Regions from separate parts of the Homo sapiens genome. Here region 2 is linked to region 1. A link is an interaction called in ENCODE POLR2A ChIA-PET data of the cell type or tissue named here. Cell type or tissue: PC-9. All regions are shown on one strand. Each heading gives the region's core, and the rest is flanking DNA. Links, peaks and the distances in the headings are about the cores only. Region 1 overlaps ETS1 (ETS proto-oncogene 1, transcription factor). Region 2 has its middle 120 kb from the start of MIR6090.

Region 1 (9,901 bases), core at 348-8,347:
GGTAAGGAGATCGGAGGAGAATTGAAATTATCCTCTTAACTTTGAGAAACGTCCGACCCTATTCATGTAGGTTACTTACTTTACCCATGTTTCTAATCTGCCATAAATTTTTCTTCTGGTACCAAAGGTCCGTTGGAAGGAAAGCATCAAACACCCAAATGTGACTTTGTGTCTTTGGTACATGGTGTTGTCCAACTCTTTCATTTATATGCATTTGAAGAAGAGAAGGATAGGAAGTAATTTTTTTTTTTTTTGTCTTTGACACAAATATTGGTGCTAAGCAACTTAAGAGAGTCTGGCCTTACAGAATTTCTGAAACAAATGTAGTTTGAGAGGGAAAGATGCTTTCTTTTAGGATAAGGCACTGCCAGCTATCCTTAGAGATGAGTGATTTTGGAGGTGAAAGTATATAGAAAGATCTAGGGAGAAGGCAGTGCACCCTGGAAAATAATTAATTTCAAGAACAGGCTCCTCTGTTGTATCTGATTATCAATAAGTTTAGTTGCTGCCCCCTGTGGTTAACACTTCTTTGCCTCTGCCATAATTTATTGCTTACTTTAACCCTTTCTTACGCTGCTTAAACTTTCAGCACAACCATACTGATGTTTTGTCATTCTGAGGTCCTTCAGAAATATTAATAAAGACATGTAGGTCACGTCCCCTCCCTCTGGGTCCCCTGACATTCAGCTCCAGGGCTGCTGTGCACAGAAGGCTGAGATTTTGTCTCCTCGCAAGGATGATGGTGGTGGGAGCAATGCTGAGAGCGCAGCTGGAACCATGGAGACATTTAAGGCACTTAGGCCTACAATTCAGAAATGCTGTTTCTATGATGGTTGTGTTTGGGGGTTCGAGGAAGCTAGAATGAGTTCTGTTTGTCAGTTGATTGAAACCATATATAGAAGTGAAAAGATAGTTCACATCAAAGATATAAACTCAACTAATAGGTCCTTTCCTTAAGAACAGCTTGTTTATATGTGTTGTTATGGGTGTTTATGGGGGAAGAGACAGATTTGGTCATCTGGGAAATATCGTGTCGATATGTCAGTCCACATACCTACAAGGGATCTTTCATCCTGGGAATGAAAAAGAGCCCTGGCAACACATGTTTCAGATCACAGTGAACAGCTGAGGCAATTTTTTTGGTAATTTAATATTAAATATTAGAGACAATGTATATGGTGCCGTCATTTCAGTTACTGATTAAAAATAAGCTCTGGGCAAGTAACTTTCTTTAGCTTTCTATTCTGTAAAATGGGAACAATAAGGCCTAACGCTACAGTCAGCGTCCATTATAATAAGCATATTTGCAATGGCTTTCTTTTTCAAAAAAGATTTCCAAGCCATTGGTCATCTTTTGTATGTGAACTTCGATACAACAAAATTTCAACTGGCCAAAGAAATTGGGCAGTCTTCTGCCATTCATTGTAAAGAGGTTTGATTTCTAGCACCATTATTTATTATCTTGGAAAAAATAAAGACAAAAACTTGAAAAAATATATAGACTATAATCAACTTTTTTTTTTCTGGACCTTTAGTTGCTTATATGCGAACATTATGCCCATACCTCAGAGAGGAAAATAGAGTCACAGGAAAGGTAAATAATTGACATAAAAATATGTAGTGAGCCAGTGGCTGAAGTACAATCAATTCCTGTTTCTAACTTCGCAATGTATATTGCTTTGAGTAATGTTGCAAGATACCTTCCAAAAGCTCAGCAAAGAAACCTCAGCTGAGACTTAACTTGCAGGTGCAAAGCAAGGATGGGAGAAACGGTGTTTCTGGCCAGGGCTGTCTGCTTTTGTTAGTGGAAGGACAAGACATTGGCTAAGTGCGGATTTGCCTTGCCCATCAGACCATATAGGACATGTGTTTAAAGTTTAACTTCTCACAGCGTAGCTTTTTATCCACAGCTGTGACTTAAATATTTGTCAGAATGATTTCTTTGGGTTGCTTAGTTTCTTATGTGTGGAGACAGCTAGTGTGGGATCTTATCTGGCTTAAATGATTAAACCAGAATTTTCTCCCCACCCCCTCCCAAATTCATGAGTGCCAAAGAGAGGCAGTAAGAAAGTGGGGTGTCCAAACAGGAGCCGCAAGACCTGGATTATTTGTTTTCCTGGCTAGGACCTGACCAAGAACCTTTATGCACTTTTATTCTATTTTGAGACTTCACAGGAGTTTGACAGCGTTAAGTGCTAAATTAACATATACTCTGAAATAACAGTAGAATTGACTTTTCCTTGCAAGTGTAAGAGTAAGGTGGGATATGCTATTTGATTGCAACAGTGTGATTGCAAGGATCTTAAATAGCTTAAAAACAAATATAGCCATTGGGTTCACTCCTGGTTCTCTCCTGGTGGAGCCTGCTGTGAAGGGGCCAGGTGCCAAAGCCAACACATTCCCAAGCCACTTAATTTTTCCTTTCCTTCAACACTCTGCTCTACCTTCTTGGTGAGGTGAGCTTAATGTCCAGATAAGAGCAGGAGCTCTAATCCTGGATACTTGCTGTTCTATAAGAATAAAAGGATCAGCCTCTCACCCCACCCGCCCTCAGCAGAGGGTGTACATCCATCGGGAACATGCGTTATACTTAGAGATAGGAAGAAGCTTTGTCCTTGCTCAGCTTGGTCAGTCTTTGTTTCTTCATCAGTGTAGACAAGAAAGAAGGGCAGAGCTGCCCAGTCTATTAGATCACTTGCTCACTGTGCTCCCAGATCCCCGCCGACCATACTCCATTAGAGACTAAAGAGCTCTATGGTTCAGAGCAGAGACTCTGGAGCCAGCCTGTCTGGATTTGAATCTCAGCTCGGCCACTTAGCAGCTGTGTGACTTTGGACAAATGACTTAATCTCTCTGTGCTCCAGCTTCTGCATCTATAAAATGAGTACAATCATTCTACTTCATAGGATGAATATCAGGATTAAATCTATGAATATGTGCAAAATCTTAAAACAGTGCCTGATCCATAATAAATACTATTTAGCAGTTAACTACAGAGCAAGTCAACAAAAAATGATCCTGATCAGTGTAGAATTTTCAGAGGCCCTTGAATGTTTGTTAGAAGATAAGGTGGCTGTGTTATGTACCTCCTGATAATCTATTATTTTAGAGGGAAAGAAGAGTAAAGTTAAGGAGGACCTTTTCACCTGCTTAGCTGAGATCCCATGCCCGTGAAACTTCATTCTGTTCTCCAGGGAGCAAATAGTGAGAGGTAACTTTCAGAGAGTGTCTTGAAGTCCAGCTCTCACTGTTGGAGGCACAGGGAGGGGGTTGCCAGTTACTTTGGGTGATGGAGATTGTCATTGTTACCTCAGAGCAGGAAGGCTACCAAGTCTAGAGGCAAGGGGAACATTTGCAGGGTTGATGGAAAAGTCAAGTTTTCAATTATGCAGGGCTGAGAAATGCATCATGTCCAGTTATTATAAAGCATCTCCTATTTTATTTATTTATTTGGTTGGCAGAGCTTGCATTCCTGGCATTTTTGGTTGGTTTGTGTTGCTGTTTTTTTGTCTGTGTAACTTTTTTTTTCTCTTAAAGAGGCCAGACCACCCTGTAGGAGCATCGCCTCCCTCCAGGAGACAAACCAGCTCGTGGTCAACCTCCCGGAGCCCAGGTCTCTCTGGGCTCCATCAAATCTCTGCAAACTGAGAGCTGGTTAGTGTAGGTCAGGATTTTTCAGGAGAGTCTCCCTGTTTCAGAATACAGCAGATAACTCTGCAATGGTTACAGTGACAGTGTAATTACAGATGTCTCTCTGGTTTGTGTAATGAATAATCCATGGCTGTGGTGGAATTCCATGAGCTTGCATTGAAGGTGGTAGGTTCTTGTCATTCAAAAGTTGTTGGGATATTTCTGAAGCACACATCGAGCCTGCATTGTGTGCTGGGCACAGCCAGATAAAAGAGCACTTTTATGCTTCACACTTACTCTGAGGTGTGGTGGAAGTATTATTTTCTCCATTTTTCAGATGAGGAAAATGAGTTTCTGAGAGATGCATACTTGGCCTAAGGCCACACTCTAGAAATTTAGAAACTGATGAGATGTTGTAGGCATTTTATACCTAAAATTTTGAGTTATTCTCAAAAACTCTGGAAATTAGAACACAGGCAGGTGAGAAGGCAATGCTGGTCGGTGCTTTGGGGGTTCAGGAGGTACAGTGGCTCCCTGCTATCTCTGCAAGAGCCCCCTGAGCTGAATCAGGTGGCCTCATTGTTAGCTCAGTGCTTCATACGGCTTGGGGAAAGGGTCCATCCTGTGGGTTGTCCCCAGGCCTGGCAGTCCAGATGTGTTGCTTTAGAAAGATGTTTGAAAGTTCCAGCAATGCTTACCTCAGAATGAAAGGCAGAGAACCAGGATTCTTGTTTTTGCAACGTCTTCCATATGGCCTTGGCTCTCTCACAGGTAGGAAGGTGATTATGTTCACCTCCAAGGTCAGTCCTTCGCTGAGCCTCCAGATTCTGCCCATTTCTTCCCCTTCATCACTGATGTTGCTGTGCATTGAATCTCTCATAATCAGGATGATGAGACATAGCTTGGCAAACTAGTTCATTTTCTTAAGGCAGTTAAAATTTAATTATCCTGCTTGCAGAGAGGCCATAGATAGTTGAGTTGCATTTGCTGCCTATGCCTCATATAAATTTCGTTTTTTCCCCTAAAATTTAGTTTTTTTTAAAAAAGTCCATTCCATGTGTCAGGGCACATGGTCTGGAGTTGTCCTGGCACAAGACAGCCCCAGGTGTCTACCTGCAGACCTGCCAGCTGTCCCAGCCCATGGCTCACACACAGGCACACTCCCCTGCCACTTGTTTAAGGTTAAGGCATTGGTTTCTTTATTACTGCATTATGGGGAGCATTTTCCCGAAGAGTTAGTATGCTTGGGCCCACACTGTCACCGCAGAGAGGAATTTGTATATGAACAACATCATCTCCGTGTTTTTATTTAGCTGCTCCTTAATGAAAACCTTGGCTCCATTTTCCTGCTCACAAGGAACCTCTGATAGCATTTGCCTCTATGTTTGCAGTATTCTAGGTCTACCCTTCGCTCACAGCTGTTAAGCTGTTCTTAACTCAGGGTTAGGAATGTCAAGGCTATTCCCAAATCTATCATTTTTACTTGTCATGTGTCTCTAGCTACTTTCTGCTTTATTTTTTCTGTCGGGTTGATGATATCTTTTTCAAAACTTCAGTGGATGTTTTCCAAATTGCATAAACAGGCTATTTCTACTTGGCTGCTTTTCTGAAGCCTTCGCCTATCTGCACCCCCTTTTCCTTCTGATTGTATAATGTATAATCTCCATGCAGATACAGAAAGACATAGGTCTGCAGGGTGGATTGTGGTAGGTCTGGTTTCATTGGCAGAGAGCCATGCTTAACAGACACGCTCAAAATATTGCTATTCAAGCCGTAAATATTTTATTGATCACTTGGCCAACGCTGTCATATTTCCCAGGTGCTTTCCAGTGTCTACTGCTTGGGTGCAAGCCTGTCACTTGACACTTCAAATGTGGCTTATTACTGCCCCTTCCACTTTTCTCAATTGTTCTTTCTTGTAGCATTTAGTACTGTCTCTAAGAGTTGTGGAATATTGACCCAGATAGTGCTTTTAGACCCAAAGTAATATTAGAAATTTTAAGGCTGTTGGACTTCAGATCATAATGGTGTAGAGATAGAAAATCGTATAATTTACCACCCAAACTGGGATACCTTTGAGAGTGTAAAGGGGCACTATTAATAATTGCATCAGAATGACAGACATTAACTGGGGCTCTCCCCACAGATGAGGGCCACCCGAGTTAGACACTAAATTTGGTCAATCGTACTTTCTAGAATATCTTCTCTCAATTGCCAATTTCAGGGTTTAGACCATCTAAGTAAGCTAATAAGGCACGATTAAGAGTTTGAAGCCCTTTAAGTTTAGTATGGTTTTCCCCCAAACATGGATTATATTTTAAATTTGTTTCTCAGTGTCTGAGAAACCCAAATCAACCTCAGACAAGTTCACTTCAAGCATTTGAAACCTCTTGGTAGCTTTGGGTAGCTGTGATAAGCCATTTATTTTTGCTTTGCAAGGTTCTGTGGAGAAACTGTAAACTCTGCATGTAGTGTGCACGCGCGCGTGTGTGTGTGTGTGTGTGTGACAGAGAGATAAAATGAACTTTGAAGTAGAGGGACGTGTCTTCATTACACAAGTGAAGACAATTGCAATTTTTGTTTTGTTTTGTTTAAATGTTTATCGAAGATAAGAAATTTTACTTTGGGCTGAAAAGGGGCAAAAAAAATGTTGTGTTTTCTTTTTGTACCATTAAAGTGGGCAAAAACAAAAGCAAAAATAAAAAACAAGCCCTCAATTCTTTAGAAGGGGAGGAAAGGAATGGTGGATTCAATTGCAAAATTCTTTTTGAATTAAAAAAAGACAAGAATAAGAATGAGGACAGGAAGAGTAAGAAAGTATGAAAGAATGAATGAAAGGAAATTGTAAAACTAAAGATGAACGAATTTAAGTGATATTACATAGATTCTTGGAAAAGCTTTCATCTGGGCCAAGCATTACACCTGGTTAGGAATTCCAGGCTCAGGTGGCCCCATGGGCAGTTTTGGGTCTGTTGTTTCTACTCCTTGCCTGTGGTCATTTCTGAATACTTTAAATCCCTCATGGGTAGATGGGTGGTCAGGACAACTCAGATGAAGTCTTCCCTGGGTTCCAGGTGCTTCCATGGCAAAAAATGCAGGAGGACCAGTGTTTACATTTATGAAAATATGTGTGGATCAATGACTGTTGGTATTTTCTGTGTCTGTGAAGCTCTCTCTTGCAACAGTGTTAAGTTAGTTTCATAGGTCAGCTTCATGGGAAACAGGGGCACTTCTGAAGCATTTGAAGGAGGTGTAAGAACAGGGAAAGGATTATTTTCCATATAGAGAGCAGCGTGGGAAGAATGCTGCAAGTTTGGAATGAAAGAGATGCTTAGATAAACATGAAGGAAAAAAAACTTACTTGTAGAAAGGGATGAAGGAAGGAAGTAGGAGGCCAGGACCCAAAGAGCGTTTTGAACCTCAGGATGAATTTTGCCTTTGAAAGTAGGAATATTTAAGGGTAGAGCAGAGTTATTGAGTAAGCTTATGAGATAGGTAACTTTTTTTTTTTGGTTACTTTTCCTCCTACTCATACTGTTGTTAAAACCTCTGTATCAGTTTATCAGAATAAGCGTTAAACCTCAGAGAAGATGACAAAATCAATCAGGTACATATTTTCAAGGTACAAATGGAAAATAACCTCGGTCAGGCACAGGAATCTGCTAAGCCTGGTGAGTGTTTGTAGATACGGGTTTTTTGAAGTATCTAGGGTCTCCCACTATGTGCCAGGTGTTATACCTGTTCTCAATTAATTACTTTTTTTGTGTGCAATTAGAGTTGTGTGATGCGTTTAGAGTTGTGTGATGCATTAGTATCATTCATGTTCAGAATAAAAATGTGTTGTTGAGTCTGATTTTCTTTTTCTTTTTTGTAGAAATGAGGTCTCGCTATGTTGCCCAGGCTGGTCTTAAACTCTTGGCTTCAAACAATCTTTCCACCTTGGCCTCCTAAAATGTTGGGATTACGGGCATGAGCCACTGCCCCTGCCCAAGTCTGATTTTGAAATACCCTTTAAGAAATTTATCACAGGAAATTTTCAGTGAAAGAGTTTCCATGTAACCGACTTTTGTACTTCTAGTACCTACACATTTCTCCTATTTGATATCTTTTGCCAAAAATTTAAGTTAATTCCATACCTTATGCATCAGTTGTCTCACATCATTAAGACACGAAATAAATGCACAGAATGCAATGAAGAATCACAGATGATAAGGAAGACCTTACCGTATTTGTTCCTTACCAGTAGGAATAAATATTGTGTATGAAATAAACAGCATCCACTCTGTGAGGAGAATGTGGGCTGGAGAGTCGGGAGTGTTGGTCTCCAGCCACAGCTCTGCATCAGTATCTGTCTGTGTGACCTTAGGCAAGTCATTGCATTTTTATGCACCTCATTTTCTTCATCAGTCAAATAAATTCATTGGAATGACGACCTGTCAGATTTCTCCTAACAGTGACATCTTATGACTTTAGGTAACATTTAAAACAGCCAAGGCTTGGAGAGAGTGTAGACTGCCATTCAAGAGGTAGGCAACATGGGGATTTGCATCCTAATCCCCAAATTCTGTTAATAACAACTTAATCATTGAGGAATTTTGGGTGCTTTGGTAAAGGGCTACTTCCACAGAGAAACAGAGATGTTAGAAATTGTTGCCAGCCTAGCTCACCATTGGGGAAATGGAGGCATGTTGTCTTGGGTAGCACTGAACCAAGAGTCATACCTTCCTCATGGTCTTCCTTTCAGCTTCCCTTTTCCATGAGCCGTTGCTGCAGTTGCAGCGGAAGGCAGCTCCAGTGCAGGTTCTCACCTGGAGGAGGGAGATGTAAGTCAAGCATTCAGTAGGTGAAGCAGCTAGTCCAGCTGCTTCCGCAGGCCGAGTCTGTGGGCTGAGTGATGAGCTTATTTCATCCAATCTGCCTCTTCTTGATAGGCTGCTCTGGTCAGAAACAGTCCCTCCTGCCTTGAGAATGCAATCTGCTGTTAGCCACGGCAGTGCCTCTTCCTGACAGGCCCAGTAAGTCAGGGCCCTGGCCTGCTGTTTGCACAGAGGGAAAGGCCAGGCCTGCGTGCTTTGGGTGCCCACAGAATGGTGTCTAGGTGGCCACCGGCTGATCCTTCACTGGACACACGCTGCTTAGCAGAGTTGGAGCCGGACAAGAAACCACCTGCCTTGGCTTCCCCAGCCACCCCGGAAGCTACAAATGTACTGGGCTGTGGCGGCGGTGGAAGAGCGGTGCCCGCACATGGGGGTTATCTGAAGTCTCATCTGATTGATGTTATTTCTGCATTTTGAGAAAGGTCTGTCGCAGTTACCCTTCTCTTTCCAAAGCAGGGACCTAAGTTCAGCATGCCAGTTTTTGGGGGAAAAACAAGGAAAACGATCATTGATGACAGTGTAGAGTTTATCTACTGGTGCTTGTGTAAGCACTTCTCATCTCCATCCATCTTTTCTTTTTTCCTCATGTTCTGTTTATTTTCTGATAGTTATTGGGCGCAAACTTTGTGCCAGTATCCTCATTATTTCGCCCCAATAGTGAAGCATTATTATTGCCATTTCATAGATGAAGAAACTGAGATTAAACGACTTGCCCAAGGTTGCAAAGCTGCTGAGTGGAGGAGTTCAGATTCAAACCCAGCTGTAGCTAACTTGAAAATTCCATGTCTGTTGTTTTCAGAATTCTCAGAAATATTTGGGTGTTTGTGGAATTTGGGGGAAATACTAAGGTCCGTTTGTGCATATTGTTTGCTAGTTCATCTTAATACTTGGCTATATCTGGTAGCATTTTACAGTTTGCCATGTGACTTCACCACATTTGAGCTCATGGTAATCCTTAGAGTTACCAATATTTTACAAATAAGGAAAGTGCAGTGCACCGATGCCAAGTTACCCTCCCAAGGTTCCAGGGCAAATAAGCGGAGAGTTAGAACATGAAGCTCCAGTCAGTTTCTCCAAATCCCCTGACATTTGAGTTCAGCCACATGGATTTTAAACATTTCTTTGATTCGATGAGTATCTAGTACATTCACTTAAATATAATAATGATGTTATTAATAAACGTTAGCTTGAGATCAAAGTGTCAACAAGGCATTCTTTTCTCTTTTGGTGGAGGTAGATTTCACCCACATATTTTATGCATCTATAACAAGTCCCACATAGCTGGCTGATTACTGAGCTTTGAGCAGGTAGCACTGGTCACTATGCACAGATTAGTATGATTACTGAGCTTTGAGCAGCTTGAACAGATCACTATGATATAGGCTCTGGAAAGG
Region 2 (10,144 bases), core at 849-8,848, 120 kb after region 1:
TTACTGACTTTTTCAAACCAAACTTTATTCTAGAGGCTTAGGAAGGTATAAAAGATAAAAACATATTTCCCTTTATTTCAGCAACTTATAGCCTAAAGGGAGGTATAAAAGGGGGAAGGAAGGAAGACCTTAAAAAATTGCTACAGAAAGATCTTTACAAATCCTATATATTAAATAAAATTTCAAAAAATTAACATTATATGCCAAGTGATTCTTTCCTTGGTCTGGTCATTTTCTTACATCAACTCATTCTCTGCATGTTTTTCAACCATTTGGACAAATTGTAGGTGCTGTGAACATTCTTGCACTCCCCAACTTTACTCACTTTCTGTATAGAGTGACCCCCTCCCCCATACCCTATGTTGAAATCAAACCTATCTTTCAACATCCATTTCCAATGCTACTTCTTCCCGATCACTTTCATCAGAAGTGGCTTTGAAAGCCTTTCAGCACATGCTTTGTCCTTTCTCATGATGCTTATCACATGGCCTTTTATTTCCCCAGTATCTTTTCATCCTCATCCTGCAGGGAACTTGCATCCCATGGGTTAAGAGTCAAAAGCTGTCTACATTCAGACTGAAAAGCTACATGTGAATGGCTCAACTGAACCACTCTTCACTGCTGTCACCATTGACTGTACCTTTGTGGACCATCTTGACTCCACTGAAGCTGTCAATGCCACCCTCTCAGCTCCCCTAAGGCGGGGATGCTCTTAGATCATCTGCAGTACTGCTGGGACTAACCCATCCTTCCAGGAACTGGCAGATTTTGGAGTCTGCAGTGAATTCCCTGTGGCGTTCTTGTCCCCTGTGAGGTTCTTTCCCTTAAAATAAAATACTACTCTGGGATTAGTACTCTGAAAGGTGACTTAAAGTTGTACCTTTCTAGATATCCAGATAATTTTTTACCACCTAAATTGAAGGAATTTTCAAGTAGAAAGAAATGTTGGTTCTCACAGTGAATTTTTGTGGTTGTATTTAACCCATTTTATTATTTTTGTTGATAATTTTGACAATGGCAGATTGAGTCTGTTATTAAAAGATTAGAGCACCTTCTCTAGTGCCCTGAATAAATAAACAAAGGAAAACTGTTGAAGAAATGCGTCAGTATATGTGGTATCAACACTTTTGGGTCTAAATTTAATTTGCTCTCTTTTGTAACCTAGCTTTGTGACTCTATCAAGTTTAGCAGGCACATTCTCTGGGGATCTTTCATGAGAAAGATCCTGGAATCTCACCTTAAATTAGATGAAAAAGAGAAAAGAAGGTTAAAAAATACATCTAAACTCTCTATGTAAGTGTTTAAGAAACACCGTTGTTTATTTCCTTTTGCTACAACATAGATTGCTATATAATTATTTTGGCTATAGGGAGAGTATCTTGGTAAATCAAATAGAAAAGTTATAGCAAACTAATAGTTTCAATTGTATCCTTAGGAGTTCAGGTTGTTTCTGTTGGAGTTACACAGTGTGTACAGGAAAGCCTGATAGGAATAGAAGCAACACAGAAAATATAAGGAAAACAAATTTTCACATATAGATGAAGAAATAAAAGAATGAATTATCCATAAGCAGAGAGGAGAAAATCAAAATTCTGTACTTGGCTCAACTGTGTATTCACTGTGCAAGAATCTGAAATTTCCCTTTCTTAATCACTGGTCAGTTGGGTATTCTCACCGGTCTTTGAAAGGTCTCTCCCTGGTACATGAGCTACCTGAAGTCAGAGGACAGTGTTTAGGACTGCACTATTGCCTGGGCAGGGTAGAGTCAGATTGTGTGGCTTTGTACTGAGCAGACTAAGATATCAGGGCCCTTGAGTGTTTTGGATGGAGGGGGCCAGCCCTAACTCTAGAGCAAGTTGGATCAGTGGTCTCCAAAACATTTCCATTAGCTCACACTCGGGGGGGGGGGGGGTGCAACCTAGAGACCACTCCACAGAGTCAGATCATTAGATAAAACATAGTCATCTCCTGTTGAAAATTATGGGAAAGGAGTAGAAATAAGAAAGCGGCTATTTGTTGTCAAGCTCAGTTCCCCATTTGACTTGTGAGGTGGACATCAGAATCAGAATCAGAAGGATTTTTTATGAGAGGATCCCAGATAGCCTCCCTGCTTCTCAGAACCTGTGGGAGAAACCAACTTGATCCCTCCCAAGCTAATATGTCTGTGGAGTCATTTTTTTTTGCTTGTTTCTAAGCTTGATTATTAACATTTCTTAAAAAATTTAGAAAGAATAATGTGTTGGGGGAATGCATCTCCTTCCCTCTCAAGCAACATTGCTTGACAGGTTAGCAATGAAAATGAGAAGTCTGGTGATTAGAGTGGTTAGGTACATGGGCTTTGGAGTCCACTCATCTATATTTGAGTCCTACTTGCCCTTAAAATCTGTCTAAGTTTGGGCAAGGGATTAATCTCAATAAGCTTTCATTTTCTCATCCCAAAATCAAGGTCCTGGTAAAATTAGTACCCACCTCAAAAGGATGTTGTGAAGATTAAATTAGATAATGTATGCAGTGCTCAAAATGTATTAACTTTTATTATTGCAGATATTGGGCCAAGTTAGAGCTGCCCTTGCTCATTGTTTCTAAATAATTTAGCTGAGGTTTAGACTTGAGATTTACTAGAATCTGCAAATTCTCTCAATGGAAGACAATTCTGGCTGGCACCAGGCACACTTGTGGTCTTCAGGCTGGCTGAAAATGTCCCGTAGCTCTCTTTGAGGGAGGCTGAGCTTGTTTTTCAGGAGAATCTCATGAGCAGTGTGGTTGTTGCTGGTTGCTGTGGACCTATTTCCAATCTAAGTAAGTATCTTACATAATAACAGGGTTGAAAAAATTAGCTGAGTTTCATGTGCATCAGCAGTGATTTGTGAAATCAAAAATGGCAACTTAAACTCAGATTGTATTAATGGACATCCGAGAACTAGAACAAGGTAATGATGCCGCTGCTATATTCTGTGCTGGTCAGAACTCATCTGGAGTAGCTGATTAACTTCTGAGGATTGCACTTGAAAAGGAAGAACAACGAAGCAGAACAAGCCCAGAAATTTGGAGCCGGTGTAGTGAAGAGCCTTGAAAACATGTAACTATGGATAAATGTAGGAACTAAAAAGACAAGGCCAAACGGGGTACTACCAGTGTCTTTAAATATTTACATGGGAGAAGAACTAAGCACTTTTCCCATGCCTAATGAGAGGACCTAGAGGGTTGTAAGTAGCTCAGTGAGGAAGAAGGTTAGGTAAGATCAACTTTTAGCTTGGCTTAGTGTAAGAAAAGCAAACTTCATGAAAGTAGGGATTTTTTTGGTGGGGGCGTGCGGGGTGCTTGTTTGTTTACTTTTTTTTTCTATCATCTAAAACCAGGCTTGGGCACTTAGTTGGCATTTAATAAATATTTATTGAATAAATGAATGATGGTTTTTCAAATAGTTAGAGTTGCCTCAAAATGAGCTGGGATGGCTCAGGAAGCAATGAGTTATTTATTCCTGGACTTACCCAGGCATGATGTTTGGTGAGATGTGATAGAAAACATTCAAACGTGAAGTGGGGGCTGGGCTAGGAGAACTTCAAGGTCTATATTAACCTTTAGATAGAATTATTCTATGAATTATGGAAAGGACAAGTGTGCAAGGGAACAAACATGAAGTTTGGTGCCCTTCCAAAGCAGTTGCTCAACAATTCATGTATCCCTCAACACCCCATCCTGCCCACTCCCACTTTTGGTTATAATGAACTCATGGCTAGCCAAGGAGTTTCCTTCGTTAGCTGAATGATTGTCGTGCCCTTCCACTGATCTGGCGAGGACACAGCTTTCAGCTCTGACTTCCATCATTTCTCTTAAGTGTTCCTGAATACAGTCTGGTAGCATCAAGAACAGAGAAGGCTATACTTTGCACTCAGAATCCAGGACTAGGGAGTCACTCTTTCATGGGCCCATCACCCTGCACCCCAACAGCTTGTGAAATGCCTGCAGCTCCCTGCTTAGCTTCTTGGCCTCCTGTCCAAACCCCTCACCCCCACACTTTTTTTTTTTTTTTTTTTTAATCAGAGCCGCAACCAAATTCCCTAAGACCATAACTGGTGTATAGACTCAAGAGTATAAACACGATCCCTGGCATTCATCACGGGTAATAGAAACCAGAGATGAACTGTCACGTAGCTGGCTATCCTGTTGCTGAGTCAATGCAACCTTTTAAAAACACACTAAAAAATACACACACAGGCTGGGAACAGAGCATGAAAGAAATTCCAAGGAATAGTTTCCTTTTTTCCTTGCTTTTCTCATTTTAATTATATAGGAATTCTGTAACCAGAAAAACATAAAGAATTAAAAATAGAATCCGGACTTCTAAGGATCTGCAAATAGAGTAGTACATGGAGAAAAAGCTTCTTATTATTTATAGGCCATTCTCGTTGCAAGAGATTTAATCATTTTAATATGAAAAATATGCATGGTCCATCTGGTGGCTACCTCTTCACCTCAGTTGCTTCTCTCAGCAACCATGCCTGTTGGCATATACTGTAGTTGCACAGGGAACTAGTTTTGAAGTTAGAAGACGAGTTTTAATTTTATTTCCTTTATTACTTATGTGACTTTGAGTAAATTACTTTTTTCTTTCTAAATTTTAGGTAACTCACCTGCAAAATGAGAATCAGAATATCCATTATGCAGGAATTCAATGAAGATTCAATGACATAATCGTCTGTTCAGTCCAGACCCTGAAATATAGCAGGCCCTTGGTAAAGGTTAATTGATTCTAGATCTGTTTGGAGTTAGAAAATAGCTCAAAAGTATAGGCCTTGACACTACTCAAAAACATACTAGCTATTCTTCACCAAAACTGCTTATCCACAAATAACTATATATGTAAAATAAGAATAAATGAATACATAAATATAAATATATATATATGACATCAACATATACAAGCTTTTTTGTTATGGCATTTCACACTGACAGAATAATTTTTATAATGATATGAAACCATTTTATTTTTGGTTAGGTTAATGCCCCTTTGCTGTTAGAGCCAGCAAATGCCCAGCAAAACACGAGAAAAATTAAGCATCTAACCTCGTTGGTTCAGGATTGGTACTTTGTAAAGATAAGACACTTAGAAGATAGATACAATTAAAATAAGACAAGAAACAAGGCAGAAATTAGAGGTGACATATTCATTTGGACGGCCATCAACCACAATCTACTCAGCTGTATTCCTAATTAGTACTTAGGCATCTTAGTTTCTATCCAGCTTCTAAGCCTAATTACTTCCTCGACCATTATTTATTACCTGGTGTGGTAAGACTGATGCAATTATTCCCATTTCATAGTAAACATGAATAAACCAGAGGGAAGCTAAGTAATTTCCTGAAGGCACCCAATGTCTGTTATGGAGTTAGGGTGGAATTCAGACAGGCTTTGAGTAATTTTAAAATAAAATACCTTTAGCAGAGTGAAGCTGGGTTTGCCTAATAACCTCTATTAAGTCGTGAGCACAGGGCCATGTGTGAAAGTGGCTTACTGCATGTTGAATGTTAAGTGAGCGAGCACACTCCACATGGCTAGGGTAACTATTTTATAACTCACCATTCAAAGCGGAACACCTCTGATTGTGAAAGAGAGCACTATAATAAATATTCTGGAGCAACATGTATAAACAAGACTGTCATGGAAATTTCAAGACATATGATCACACTATCTAAAGCAGATCACTCCAGTGAGCCATCTGAGGTTCTTGGAATAGCAGAGCCACTCTCTGCAAGCAGTCTGCAATTTGACCCTGGAACTTGCAGCCCAGGCTTTCTTGAAGATTCTTGGTTTAGAATCATGGAAATGACATCATCCTGAATCAACTGATCATATCCTCTTTTGTGCCACATTCAGTGGGTACCATGTGCTAAAGAGAGAATTTCATGTAATTACAGTTGATTACATAAATGGTTCTTGTCACCTTAGTCTACATAACTGAAGTCAGAGTTTCTTGAAAGTAGCATAGAGAATCATAAAAATTATTTAGTGAATCTCTAGAATATGGTATTTCTTTCTTTGGGTAAAAATGCCTGTTTCTTTCTCTTTTAACAAGTTTTTGAAGAAACTGGTTTTAAGTTTCTGAATCAAACACAGATTTTTCTTAAACTATTTGCATCTTTAATTTCCTCTTTTAGGTCTCCTGTGAAAGCTCATTTGGTGGTTTTGTAATACTTCAGTAAATTTAGCTCCTGGTATGTGATTTAAAGAGAACTATTGAACACTGTATTGTGATATAGTGGAAACAATACAGGACTAAAAAGAATAGTGTTTTGTGTTTTGATCCAAGTTTACCATTAAGTTGCTCTTGACTTGAAATGAGTTATTCAAGCTTTCTAGGTCTCAGTATTTCTCTCTCTCTCTCTCTCTCTGTCTCTGTTTCTGTCTCCCCACCTCCACATATACAGTAGTCATGCATCACTTAAAAACAGGAATACATTTGGCTGGGCACAGTGGCTCATGTCTGTAATCCCAGCACTTTGGGAGGCCGAGGTGAGCAGATCACCTGAGGTCAGGAGTTCGAGACCAGTCTGACCAATGTGGAGAAACCCTGTCTCTACTAAAAATACAAAATTAGCTGGGGGTGGTGGCGCATGCCTGTAATTGCAGCTACTTGGGAGGCTGAGGCAGGAGAATCGCTTGAATCCGGGAGGTGGAGGTTGCAGTGAGCTGAGATCGCAACACTGCAGTCCAGCCTGGGCAACAAGAGCAAAACTCTGTCTCAAAAAAAAAAAAAAAAAAAAAAAAAAAAAAAAAAAAAAACCACCACCACCACCAACAAAAAAACAGGGATACATTCTGAAAAATGTGTCATTAGGCAATATTATAGTATGCAAACATCCTAGAGTGTACTTACACAACTCTAGGTGGTACAGCCTACTACACACCTAAACTATATGGTATAGCCTATGGCTCCTAGGGTACAGACATGTACAGCATGTGACTGTACTGAATACTGTAGGCAATTGTAACACAATGGAAAGTATTTGTGTATCTAAACAGAGAAAAGGTACAGTAAAAATACAGTATTATCATCTTATGGGAGCACTGCGGTTGGTCATTGACTGAAATGTTATGTGCAAATGATTATATATACACATAGATATATACAATACATAATAAATAGATATACAATATTATATATATATATATATATATATATATATATTTCTGTACCACACAAGCTGTGTCCATTCATCAGTTGATGAACCTTTGAGTTGTTTCCACTTTTTGGTTATTATGAACAGAGCTGCTGTCAACATTCTTTTACAAGTTTTTGTGTGGACATATGTTTTCGTTTCTTTTAGGTATCTACCTCCATGGAATTGCTGGGTCATTTGGTAACTATGTTTAAACTTCTAAGGAACTTCTAGACTTTTCAAAGCAGCTGTACCATCTTATATTCTCACTAGGATGTATCAGGGTCCTAATTTTCTCATATCCTCCCCAACACTGGTTATTGTCTATATTTTTGATTCCAGTCATCCTTGTGGGTGTTAGGTGGTATCTCGTTTCGATTTTGATTTGCATTTCCCTGATGGTTCCTGTCACTACTCATAACCATACAGTTATTTATCTTGATTAGAGTTCAGAACTATAGAATACTGCAAGTATATTGGACGCTCCTAATCCTGGGACTGAGTGAACAATCAACAATGGAAGATATGTTTAAAGTTTAGCTTTAACCTATGGAGGAAAACTTGATTTGCTGAGTCCCTGACTATGCAAGAGGCTGGTGGTCCCTGCTGAGGAAGGAGTGAGGATCAGCCCTTCCCTCTGGTCTGCAGCCTCTGCTGACAGCTGGCTGGTGTCCGTCATTGATCATCACACTAGCAGAGTGCGCCTGGTCCAACACCTCTAGACTTGTCCCAACGGTTTATTTGTCTAATGGCTCTTCACAAACAAGAGAAGGAGAATCACATCTCCCTTGAACATGCATCCATCTTTCGGTTCTCAGGATTACATTTGTTTGCTCTGACCTTGGCAGTCTGTCTCAGACAGCTTCTTTCTATATCAAATGGGTTGTGTTAAAACCTAGTTTGAGAACGAAGAGTAAGCCAGGGAAAAATGCATCATTTTGCAAAGTTCGAAACCAGGCATTTTAAAGAACTAACACATCAGTGAAGACAAATGACAGGACAATGGATTTAGAGAGCATGTGTTCCCCTAAGCCCAGTTTGTTTGAGTAGTGTGTGTGTGTGTGTGTGTGTGTGTTAGTGTGTGTGTGTGCATACTGAAATTACTTGTGAAGATTTTTTTCAAAACATGCATGCCTGGACCTCAGGGTCTGACGACCTAATTCAGGTGGAGCTTAAACAATTTTTTTTTCCCTAAATAAGTCCCATTATCCCCTGTGTTGCTGAAATTGAGTAGATCATCAAAACTAGTGAATACTTCAAAGTTGTACCTATTTAGTTTCAAAATATAGATTATTTTCTGTACAGTAGATTTGCTTTTCATGTTGTGTTGTGTTAGCACACTATTAGAATTATCTCTTGTGCATATGCTGGCGAGGGAAACGGTAAGGATTATATTCTCTATTACACGCCTATAGGATACGATGCAAATGTATTACCCCTTCCATGGTTTACTCCATGTGTATTTCTCCAACCTCATCTCTTGCTACTTTACCACTTGATAATCTATGTATTAGTCAGTGTTCTGCAGAGAAACAGAACCAAGGGGCTATATATAAATATATAAGAGGTGATTTATTAGGGCAATTGTCTCATGTGATTATGGAAGCCAGGAAGTCCCATGATATTTCATCTGCAAACTTGAGAATGAGGAAAGCCAGTGGTGTAATTTAGACTGAGTCCAAAGACCTGAGAACCCAGGGTGGCAATGAGGCTGGGGGTAGAAGTAGTGCTGGAAGGGGGGTGGGCACCAGTGTTAAGTCCTGGATTCTAAAGGCCCAGGAACCTGAAGCTCTGATATCCTAGGGTAGGAAGAGTTGGATGTCCTAGCTCTAAAAAAGAGAAAGAATTTACCCTCCCTCTGTCTCTTTGTTCTACTTGGACCTTCAGTGGATTGGATGATGCCCATTCACATTGGTGAGGGTGAACTTCTTAATCATAGCCAAATTTTAATCATCGCAATTTATACCCCAGACATGTTAAATACTTACATTTCTTTGAATGTTTGTTTTCTTTCTTTTTGGTTTTGTATGTACTGTTTGTTTTTCCTGGAAAGTTTTTTTCTGAAACTTGTCCATCTGGTGAATTTACGTTAATTCTTCAAGATTCAATTCAATAGTTTCTGTGAAGCCCTCTCTGATTCCCTACTCCAGAATTGACCTCTCCCTCCTTTATACAAAAACAGTTAATTTCTTCTTTCCACATTTCTTGAGCACTTGTACGTTGTGCATTGAGCTAGGCTCCAAAACAATTGTAACGTGACTCCATTCCCTCTTAGCCTTCTCAATATAGTAAACGAGAAAGAAAAATATCCAGATAATTACAATGTTAAGTGTGTGAAGGGTGTGTTGGGAAAATCTGAGACATTCTTTGGGAGCTGATGGGAGGGACACATAACCTATGGGGAGGAGACATCATTGTTACCTTTTGGATAAACTGACACCTGAGCTGAGCCTAGAAGGATGAGTAAGAATTAACTGGGAAGAGAGGGCAGGGTAGCACACCAGTAGTGAAAGGAGAAACAGAGGCCACATCTTGAAGGCAAAGGATGATGCCTTTGTGAGGCTTCAAGTCATCAGGTGCTTGCAGAACATAGTGTGAAACGCAGCGTGAAACTGTAGTGGGGGGCAGAGTTCATCATGGTGTTAGTAAAAGCTGGAGAGGTAGACTAAGATCCTTTCCAAAATAATTATTTGTTTATATCCTTTATCCTCTCCTCTCCTTGAGAGAAGCAGTCTTGTTTTATTCAGCTCTGTACTTCAGTGACTAGCACAGTACAAATTTATGGAGGGCATTCACACACATTGAATGAGTGAATGGGCGGATGAGTGAGATGAAGATGGGATCACAAATTAACTGTGAACAGCCCACGAGGAAGAAACATGGATCTTCACAAAGCATTTGGGTGACTTTGCTAAAGGATGTTGATTTCATTCTTTTTACCCCTCATTTCATCCATTTTATTACCATATATTTCCTAAAGAGAA

Evidence for each region. ChIA-PET counts read pairs that join two places held together with the same protein. Peaks named below come from ENCODE experiments on the same cell type or tissue, not always from the same donor. Only the 100,000 strongest peaks of a DNase experiment are listed, where the experiment ranks them.
Region 2: POLR2A ChIA-PET joins it to region 1 with 6 read pairs; 6 of 35 experiments call an interaction of 5 or more read pairs at or near these places.

Annotation. Positions count from the first base shown.
Region 1 is chr11:128,511,488-128,521,388 of GRCh38, reverse strand. All of the region lies in intron 3 of ETS1 (ETS proto-oncogene 1, transcription factor), which reads left to right. Among named protein-coding and RNA genes, the nearest start is that of MIR6090, 6.0 kb to the left of the region's middle. In PC-9, for the core only: no CTCF peak of the experiment used is centred there; a DNase peak (open chromatin) is centred at 3,467; H3K4me3 peaks cover 1,072 bases; H3K27ac peaks cover 159 bases.
Region 2 is chr11:128,394,985-128,405,128 of GRCh38, reverse strand. No RefSeq gene overlaps it. Among named protein-coding and RNA genes, the nearest start is that of MIR6090, 120 kb to the left of the region's middle. In PC-9, for the core only: no CTCF peak of the experiment used is centred there; no DNase peak of the experiment used is centred there.